Regions from separate parts of the Homo sapiens genome. Here region 1 is linked to region 2. Evidence: chromatin loops called from intact Hi-C (ENCODE). Cell type or tissue: Caco-2. All regions are shown on one strand. Links, peaks and the distances in the headings refer to the core of each region. The heading gives the core; the rest is flanking DNA.

Evidence for each region. Hi-C counts contacts between places; a loop is a spot of excess contacts. Peaks named below come from ENCODE experiments on the same cell type or tissue, not always from the same donor. Only the 100,000 strongest peaks of a DNase experiment are listed, where the experiment ranks them.
Region 1: it touches region 2 in a loop (2.6-fold over the local background); 3 of 110 quality-filtered maps call a loop at or near these places.

The regions. Positions count from the first base shown.
Region 1 is chr11:95,434,993-95,440,372 of GRCh38, forward strand. No RefSeq gene overlaps it. Among named protein-coding and RNA genes, the nearest start is that of SESN3, 210 kb to the left of the region's middle. In Caco-2, for the core only: no CTCF peak of the experiment used is centred there; no DNase peak of the experiment used is centred there; H3K4me3 peaks cover 766 bases.
Region 2 is chr11:95,485,407-95,490,786 of GRCh38, forward strand. No RefSeq gene overlaps it. Among named protein-coding and RNA genes, the nearest start is that of SESN3, 260 kb to the left of the region's middle. In Caco-2, for the core only: no CTCF peak of the experiment used is centred there; DNase peaks (open chromatin) are centred at 2,265 and 2,765.

The DNA of each region.
Region 1 (5,380 bases), core at 301-5,300, 50 kb before region 2:
AAAGAATTTAAATCTTGTATCTTCATTTTCTGGGTCAAATAGTGAACCTAAAAGATTATAAGTCAAGGAAAAGAAGAATATTTTATTCTACCATAAAAAATAATTAAAACTTAATGCCCCACTCAGGAAGAAGAATATCTCCCAGAAGATTTTCTGGTTTGAAATGCCCATTCATTTTAGTTAAGTGTTTTCCTTTCACAAATTTGTTCTTCCTCTTAGGTTTATTAACAGAATCTATCAATTGTACATGGCATCTTCAGAAACTCTACTAGCTCTCAGTCTCGCTGCACTTAGCATTTGGGAAATCACGGAGCAATCTACTTTTTTCTCTATTGGCACTTATAGGAAAGTCTACATGCCTCCTTGTGAAAAGCAAATGCTTTTCAACATAACGGGTGTTAACTGAGTGGGTAGCACTCTGCAGCCTGAAAAACACAACAGTGGTTAAAAGGATGTGTGAATTGTGAAGATCTTATTGTTAAGAGTTTCCTGGGAGGCTTGCATGTTTTCCTCTCTCAAGATTCCTCCTGGTATATCATTAATTCCTTGCAGTGTGAAACTGGAAACAGGGAGATCCAAGGAGGTAAGAAGAGTGAGGGGGGAAAAGTGCTTAGAATACAGTGGTGTGCTGTAAACATTTAACAACTGGCTGGGGAGTGGGGAGGAAGACTGATTTGTAGTGTTTGCCAATTTCTGTAGTGTAAGTATGTGCACCATGGCTGATTTCAAGCTACCAACAGCCTAAGAGCTGGCTTGTAAATTTCCTGAGAATTTAACAATCAGCTCTCAGAAGCCTTTGGAACTGTCTCCAGTATTTCACTGCAGGCACATCCTCTGTCTCAAACTTCCCAACAGTTTTAGGAGGATGTTTTTACAGGATCATGTTAAAGGTGCCGGAACAGAGGCTACAAGATATTAAGTAACTTGTCTGCAGTTATTCAACATTTGGCATTGGGGTTGAGATTTGCACCCAGGCTTGGCTGACTTCACACTTGGGTTTTTAACTTCTCCATTAAAAGAACATGGATAAAATGTAAGGAAAGAAAAAAGAAGACAAGTAAAAGAAGAAAGGAAACAGTGAGGGGAAGCTTCAGGCTAAGGCTAAACAGATTGCTAAGCCATGTAGTAGAACACAGGTCAGCAAACTGCTGCCAGTGTGTCACATCCATCCTGATGACCTGTTTTTGGATTGCAAAATGGTTTTTACATTTTTAAAGAATTGTAGGGGAGGAGCCAAGATGGCCGAATAGGAACAGCTCCGGTCTACAGCTCCCAGCGTGAGCGACGCAGAAGACGGTGATTTCTGCATTTCCATCTGAGGTACCGGGTTCATCTCACTAGGGAGTGCCAGACAGTGGGCGCAGGCCAGTGTGTGTGCGCACCGTGCGCGAGCCGAAGCAGGGCGAGGCATTGCCTCACCTGGGAAGCGCAAGGGGTCAGGGAGTTCCCTTTCCGAGTCAAAGAAAGGGGTGACGGACGCACCTGGAAAATCGGGTCACTCCCACCCGAATATTGCGCTTTTCAGACCGGCTTAAGAAACGGCGCACCACGAGACTATATCCCACACCTGGCTCGGAGGGTCCTACGCCCACGGAATCTCGCTGATTGCTAGCACAGCAGTCTGAGATCAAACTGCAAGGCGGCAACGAGGCTGGGGGAGGGGCGCCCGCCATTGCCCAGGCTTGCTTAGGTAAACAAAGCAGCCGGGAAGCTCGAACTGGGTGGAGCCCACCACAGCTCAAGGAGGCCTGCCTGCCTCTGTAGGCTCCACCTCTGGGGGCAGGGCACAGACAAACAAAAAGAAAGCAGTAACCTCTGCAGACTTAAGTGTCCCTGTCTGACAGCTTTGAAGAGAGCAGTGGTTCTCCCAGCACGCAGCTGGAGATCTGAGAATGGGCAGACTGCCTCCTCAAGTGGGTCCCTGACTCCTGACCCCCGAGCAGCCTAACTGGGAGGCACCCCCCAGCAGGGGCACACTGACACCTCACACGGCAGGGTATTCCAACAGACCTGCAGCTGAGGGTCCTGTCTGTTAGAAGGAAAACTAACAACCAGAAAGGACATCTACACCGAAAACCCATCTGTACATCACCATCATCAAAGACCAAAAGTAGATAAAACCACAAAGATGGGGAAAAAACAGAACAGAAAAACTGGAAACTCTAAAACGCAGAGCGCCTCTCCTCCTCCAAAGGAACGCAGTTCCTCACCAGCAACAGAACAAAGCTGGATGGAGAATGATTTTGACGAGCTGAGAGAAGAAGGCTTCAGACGATCAAATTACTCTGAGCTACGGGAGGACATTCAAACCAAAGGCAAAGAAGTTGAAAACTTTGAAAAAAATTTAGAAGAATGTATAACTAGAATAACCAATACAGAGAAGTGCTTAAAGGAGCTGATGGAGCTGAAAACCAAGGCTCGAGAACTACGTGAAGAATGCAGAAGCCTCAGGAGCCGATGCGATCAACTGGAAGAAAGGGTATCAGCAATGGAAGATGAAATGAATGAAATGAAGCGAGAAGGGAAGTTTAGAGAAAAAAGAATAAAAAGAAATGAGCAAAGCCTCCAAGAAATATGGGACTATGTGAAAAGACCAAATCTACGTCTGATTGGTGTACCTGAAAGTGATGTGGAGAATGGAACCAAGTTGGAAAACACTCTGCAGGATATTATCCAGGAGAACTTCCCCAATCTAGCAAGGCAGGCCAACGTTCAGATTCAGGAAATACAGAGAACGCCACAAAGATACTCCTCGAGAAGAGCAACTCCAAGACACATAATTGTCAGATTCACCAAAGTTGAAATGAAGGAAAAAATGTTAAGGGCAGCCAGAGAGAAAGGTCGGGTTACCCTCAAAGGAAAGCCCATCAGACTAACAGCGGATCTCTCGGCAGAAACCCTACAAGCCAGAAGAGAGTGGGGGCCAATATTCAACATTCTTAAAGAAAAGAATTTTCAACCCAGAATTTCATATCCAGCCAAACTAAGCTTCATAAGTGAAGGAGAAATAAAATACTTTATAGACAAGCAAATGTTGAGAGATTTTGTCACCACCAGGCCTGCCCTAAAAGAGCTCCTGAAGGAAGCGCTAAACATGGAAAGGAACAACCGGTACCAGCCGCTGCAAAATCATGCCAAAATGTAAAGACCATCGAGACTAGGAAGAAACTGCATCAACTAATGAGCAAAATCACCAGCTAACATCATAATGACAGGATCAAATTCACACATAACAATATTAACTTTAAATATAAATGGACTAAATTCTGCAATTAAAAGACACAGACTGGCAAGTTGGATAAAGAGTCAAGACCCATCAGTGTGCTGTATTCAGGAAACCCATCTCACGTGCAGAGACACACATAGGCTCAAAATAAAAGGATGGAGGAAGATCTACCAAGCCAATGGAAAACAAAAAAAGGCAGGGGTTGCAATCCTAGTCTCTGATAAAACAGACTTTAAACCAACAAAGATCAAAAGAGACAAAGAAGGCCATTACATAATGGTAAAGGGATCAATTCAACAAGAGGAGCTAACTATCCTAAATATTTATGCACCCAATACAGGAGCACCCAGATTCATAAAGCAAGTCCTCAGTGACCTACAAAGAGACTTAGACTCCCACACATTAATAATGGGAGACTTTAACACCCCACTGTCAACATTAGACAGATCAACGAGACACAAAGTCAACAAGGATACCCAGGAATTGAACTCAGCTCTGCACCAAGCAGACCTAATAGACATCTACAGAACTCTCCACCCCAAATCAACAGAATATACATTTTTTTCAGCACCACACCACACCTATTCCAAAATTGACCACATAGTTGGAAGTAAAGCTCTCCTCAGCAAATGTAAAAGAACAGAAATTATAACAAACTATCTCTCAGACCACAGTGCAATCAAACTAGAACTCAGGATTAAGAATCTCACTCAAAGCCGCTCAACTACATGGAAACTGAACAACCTGCTCCTGAATGACTACTGGGTACATAACGAAATGAAGGCAGAAATAAAGATGTTCTTTGAAACCAACGAGAACAAAGACACCACATACCAGAATCTCTGGGACGCACTCAAAGCAGTGTGTAGAGGGAAATTTATAGCACTAAATGCCTACAAGAGAAAGCAGGAAAGATCCAAAATTGACACCCTAACATCACAATTAAAAGAACTAGAAAAGCAAGAGCAAACACATTCAAAAGCTAGCAGAAGGCAAGAAATAACTAAAATCAGAGCAGAACTGAAGGAAATAGAGACACAAAAAACCCTTCAAAAAATCAATGAATCCAGGAGCTGGTTTTTTGAAAGGATCAACAAAATTGATAGACCGCTAGCAAGACTAATAAAGAAAAAAAGAGAGAAGAATCAAATAGACACAATAAAAAATGATAAAGGGGATATCACCACCGATCCCACAGAAATACAAACTACCATCAGAGAATACTACAAACACCTCTACGCAAATAAACTAGAAAATCTAGAAGAAATGGATACATTCCTCGACACATACACTCTCCCAAGACTAAACCAGGAAGAAGTTGAATCTCTGAATCGACCAATAACAGGCTCTGAAATTGTGGCAATAATCAATAGTTTACCAACCAAAAAGAGTCCAGGACCAGATGGATTCACAGCCGAATTCTACCAGAGGTACAAGGAGGAGCTGGCACCATTCCTTCAGAAACTATTCCAATCAATAGAAAAAGAGGGAATCCTCCCTAACTCATTTTATGAGGCCAGCATCATCCTGATACCAAAGCCGGGCAGACACACAACCAAAAAAGAGAATTTTAGACCAATATCCTTGATGAACATTGATGCAAAAATCCTCAATAAAATACTGGCAAACCGAATCCAGCAGCACATCAAAAAGCTTATCCACCATGATCAAGTGGGCTTCATCCCTGGGATGCAAGGCTGGTTCAATATACGCAAATCAATAAATGTAATCCAGCATATAAACAGAGCCAAAGACAAAAACCACATGATTATCTCAATAGATGCAGAAAAAGCCTTTGACAAAATTCAACAACCCTTCATGCTAAAAACTCTCAATAAATTAGGTATTGATGGGACGTATTTCAAAATAATAAGAGCTATCTATGACAAACCCACAGCCAATATCATACTGAATGGGCAAAAACTGGAAGCATTCCCTTTGAAAACCGGCACAAGACAGGGATGCCCTCTCTCACCGCTCCTATTCAACATAGTGTTGGAAGTTCTGGCCAGGGCAATCAGGCAGGAGAAGGAAATAAAGGGTATTCAATTAGGAAAAGAGGAAGTCAAATTGTCCCTGTTTGCAGACGACATGATTGTTTATCTAGAAAACCCCATCGTCTCAGCCCAAAATCTCCTTAAGCTGATAAGCAAC
Region 2 (5,380 bases), core at 110-5,109:
CAGTATATGATATTAAAACAACTGGTTGAAAAGTGCACAATTCAGGCAAGCCAATTATCTTGTACCATAGTTGTCCAAAAAGACTCTTTTAAGAAAAAGTCTACATTTCCAAATAAAGCACATAATTCACAGTAGTTGTGTGAATAGCAACAACCAGCATCTTTCTTAAAGAATAGGCCAGAGGATGACTCCATGCCTGTCATGCCTTTTCCCACTGTAAGGTTAACCCAGCATGAAGTCAGACTTGCATCAACTGGTTGTAGCTTGTTTGCCTAAGGAGGCAATTCCAGAATAGATCATATTCATGAGACTCTGTGTCTCCAAGGATTCCAGAAATGTTAACTTTGAATTACTTCTTTACAAAACCCAGAACAAAAAGCTGTGGATTGGTAAGTGTCTGAAGAATTTGTGGTAATTGTGGTAGAAGTCATTTTTTTCATTGTTCCGGGCATTTGGGACTCTATGACCTGACCACATTGTGAGGGAAAACTTCAGTTAATTTGCTCCTAAGATGACAATCCATGTGAAATCTAAGGTACATGCTTTGCAAAAGAGTTCAAAAGTTTGGTTGAAAGCCCATTACTGGATGAGAGGGAAGGAAACCAATTACCCGGGAATGGTAGTGATAATTAAGACAATGTTATGATTCACTAAGAAGAGCCTGGGTTATGAACAATGAACACTGTGGCATATAAATTACCTGACAGAGTTTAATGATGTGTTCTTTCTTATTAATTGCTCCTTTGGTGACATGGTCTATAAAAGTTATTTTTTACAAGAAACAAAAAGAAGTCCACCGTCTCATCTTAGTCTTCTCAAATTTTACACATTGCTAAATTTCATGACCTTGGAGTGTCTTTACCTAACCCAGCATTTATTAGTGTGAACTGCAGTTTGGTTTTATATTTTTGTATGATAATCATGAGACATGATCCCATGTAGAATTTCCATAACTTTAAACAGACTTCTATTAAATAGCATCAGTTGAATTTTATAATTGAGCACCCTGATTATGTTCACTTATTCATGGAAAATGTTCTCATTTTGATATTATCTCTTCTAAATCAAATCCAAAGTAAAACTTATTTTGTCTAGATTCATATATTTTGGGGCATAGGCTGGGTGTACATGCAGCTGTTGAAGCAGACTGTGGAGAGCAGGATATGATCATTTTGGCCACTTTCCCAAACTATCCCAATCACAGAGACTAAATGCCAGATGGAGAGGTGCAGTGGTCACGATGACAGGATCGCAGCTCAGTCAATCAGTGGGCATAACTGACATCCATCCAGCTTTGCCAGCTGGTGGGTGAGAAGAAGTATTAACATTTACAATAATGTTTCCTACATTTCCACAGCTCTGGTCCCCTGCCCCCAACATGTTCACATGGGTAGTCCAGTTCATTTCAGAGGTGCCCATCTCTAGATATTTCTGAGTTTTTTAAGGGGATTTATATGAGTAGCTAGAAAATCCCTTAGTACCCTAAATTGTATAGTCCTGGGAATGTTCACTGTTTCCTCAAGAGCCTTTATGGGAGGAGGAGTAGCCTGCCTTACCTTGAAGCGGAACCACTACTTATAGCATTCGTTCAAGACCTTCTGCTTTGGGAGACTGCCGCCACCCACCCACCGCCCCCCACCCCAAAACCCAACCGCTGGCGTTGCCCACCCATCCACTGCTCCCTCCAACCCCTAGCGTTGCTCTTGTCTATTGTTCACTTGTGTCTGCCCAGAGCCCTGCCTCCTTGTCCCGACACACAATGGTCCATGCAGCTGCCAGCCTCCTCTGAGCCACCTACTCTGGTCCTTCTTCCATCTGGGTGTCTGGTGATCTTTTTTTTTTTTTTCCACCCAATGAAAGAACTGACTTTTCTTTCTCGTGTTCCTCTCTCTCAGGGAACAATCCCAGAGCAGAGACGAATGGGGCACTGGCTGACAAGTTTCTCTTCTATTTAGTAAGTCTTCTCCTTCACAGAGCACAGCCTCATACAGTATTTAAACAACTTGCCCTAACACGTGAGTGCTGAGGGTATCAAAGGATGGACTTTGCTGAGTGAGGCTTGTTCAAGAACTTTCAGAATGCATGGCTTTCTGGTAAAGGTGGAGTAGAGAATTGAACCTCTGAGGCCAGTGTGTGGCTTCCCACTCTCTACTTGTTGAACTGAAGATGACTGAGCCTGCAAGTTAGAGGTTGCCTGACTTCTCTACCCAGTCACAGGTGAAACTAGGAGAGCAGTGAGGCATGGCTTGGGGGAAGCAGAGGAGTGAGGCAACAGCAGCTGAGTCTGAGCTTTGACTCAAAAGAGCCAACAAGTTGCACCGGTATTCATCATTCATTCACTCTGTGAATGTAGTCAGGATAACAATGGCATTTGCATCCCAGCAAGAGATTAAGTTATGAGAAACATGCTCCTCTAGGATGCCATTCTTTTACCCATTCATTCATTCATTTAGCTAGTATTTATTAAATGCCTACCTTGTGTCAGGGACTGTGGGAGTTCAGTCAGGCTGGTGGGAAAAATTTTAAAGATAGTTATAAGAAATAGACACAAACCTTCTTGGAAGGTGGAGGGGTTTGCTTAAACTCCAGTAATAGATCGGCTGAAGGCAGCCTAATCTTTACCTTAAGTAAATAGTTTAAAGTAGGTACAAAGGAATGTAAGGAAGTTTATCTAAATAGCTTGTTTACACATGTGGTCCTAAAACTAACCTTTGATCATTTGCGGGCAGGATGGCTGTCTCGGGGGTCGGGGGTCGGGGAGGGCAACCAGGTTAATTACCCTCTTGTGGTGTAGACTCAAAGCCTTTGTTTTTTAGTGTGTGCTGAATAAGTGCCAGCAGGGCCAGCTAGTTGTGGCTGCAGTTGTGACTCTTTACAGCACCCTCCTTGGTGTCTGTGAGTGGCCCAGACCCTCAGCCAGACAGGCAAAATATCTGCATCAGTGTATGTCTCTCATCCATCGCTGGGTCAGGGTCTGTGGGTAGAACCCCTGCAAGGGACATACATAGTGTGAATATATAGAGTATATATAGATAGATAGATGCTATAGACTGAATGTTTTATCCCCCTCTCTCCCACTAAACCCCCAATACGTATGTCAAAATATAATTCCCTAATGTGACTGTATTTGGAGATGGGATTTTGGAGAGGTAATTAGGTCATAAGAGCTCTGCATAGGATTAGATAATAGGACCAAAACCCTTATAAAAGAGACCCTAGAGAACTCACTTGGTCCCCTTCTGCCATGTAAGGGCACAGCAAAAAGACAGCCATCCCTGAACCATGAAGCAAGCCCTCACTAGACACTGAATCTGCTGGTACCTTGATCTTGGACTTCCCAGACTCCAGAACTATGAGAAGTATATTTCTTTTTTTTTATAAGCCACCAACCTGTGGTATTTTTGCTGTAGCAGCCCAAACATGCCAAAATAGCATACAGTAGACGGACATAGTATACAAAGCAAATACTTTACTTTCTCTGGAGCTGGATATTAAACAAACACACAGATAAATACATTCATACAGATTTTATGATGCTTATGAAGGAAAATAACAGGAGATAGTATAAAAAGGAAGTTAGGGTAGACCTCCCTGATGAACTATGATGCTACCTTATACTTATATAATGTTACTATGAGCTAGGCATACTTATTTCCTCTTGTAATCCTCAAGGAAACCTTATAACATACGTACTATTAATATCTCCGTTTTACAGATGAGGAAACCTACAAAGACGTTAATTAATAAGCCCAAGGTCATACAACCAGTAAATGGTAGACCCTGGACTTGAACCCAGTATTCGAAGCTTAAGAATGAGTAAGATTGAACCAGATGAAGAGTGTGTAGCTTTTCAAACAAAGAGAACAGTATGTGTGAAGGAGGCAGTGACAGCATGGGGCATTTTAGGAGGTGAAGAAGTCCAGTGATTGTAGTGACTGAGAGGACAATCACAAGACAAGAGGTAAACTGGGGCCAGATCATGTAACTTTTTTTCTTGCTTTTAAAAATTATAATTTACATAGAGTCAGAGTCACATTTTTAGTGTATAGCTTTGTGAGCTTCTATATGCCTGTATAGTCATGTAACCACCACTACAATTAAGATATAGAAGAGTATGAGAACCTCAAAAAATCCTTCAGTGTCCCTTTCTTAACAAAACTCCCCTTCACTTCCTCTTACGTGTCTTCTGACCCTATGATTTGGCCTTTACAAAAATGTTATAGAAAAGGGGTATATAATATGTAGCATTTTGAGTTTCCCTTCTTTCACTTGGTACAATGCATTTTTTTGTTTGTTTGTTTTTTGTTTTGTTTGTTTCTTGGATTCAGGGGGTACATGTGCAGGTTTGTTACATGGCTATATTGTGTGATGCTGAGGTTTGAGGTATGGATGGTCCCATCTCCCTGGTAGTGAGCATAGTACCAAATAGGTAGTTTTTATTTATTTTTTTTTTTTGAGACAAAGTCACACTCTGTTGCCCAAGCTGGAGTGTAGTGGCGTGATCTCAGCTTACTGCAACCTCCACCTGCTGGGTTCAAGAGATTCTCCTGCCTCAGCCTCTCGAGTAGCTCTGACTACAGGCATGCGCCACCATGCCTGGCTAATTTTTTTTTTTTTGTATTTTTAGTAGAGACGGGGTTTCGCCATGTTGGCCAGGCTGGTCTTGAACTCCTGACCACGTGATCTCACCACCTCGGCCTCCCAAAGTGCTGGGATTACAGGTGTGAGCCACCACACCCAGCCCCAAGTAGGTAGTTTTTCAATGCATGCTCCTTTCCCTCCCAACTATTGCTCCCATATTTTTGTCCATGTGTATTCAATATTTAGCTCCCACTTATAAATGAGAACATGTGGTACTTGGTTTTCTGTTTCTAAGTTAATTTGCTTAGGATAATGGCCACCAGTTGCATCTACGTTGCTGCAAAGGGCATGATTTCTTCATTCTTTTTCATGGCTGAGTAGTACTGCTTGGTGTATAAATATCACATTTTCTTTATCAAACCACTGTTGATGGACAAATAGGCTGATTCCATGTCTTTGCTATTGTGAATAGCATGGCAATGCACCATACAAATGCATTGTCTTTTTTGGTAGAATGATTTATTTTCCTTTAGATATACACCCAATAATGGGATTGCTGGGTCAAATGGTAGTTCTAAGTTCTTTGAGAAATCTCCAAACTGCTATCCATGGTGGCTGAACTAATTTGCATTCATACCAACAATGTATAAGCATTCCTTTTTCTCTGCAGCCTTGCCAGCATCTGTCATTTTTTGGTTATTTAGCCATTCTGACTGATGTGAGATGGTATCTCATTGTGGTTTTGATTTGCAATTCTCTCATGATTAGAGATGTTGGGCATTTATTCTTATGTTTGTTG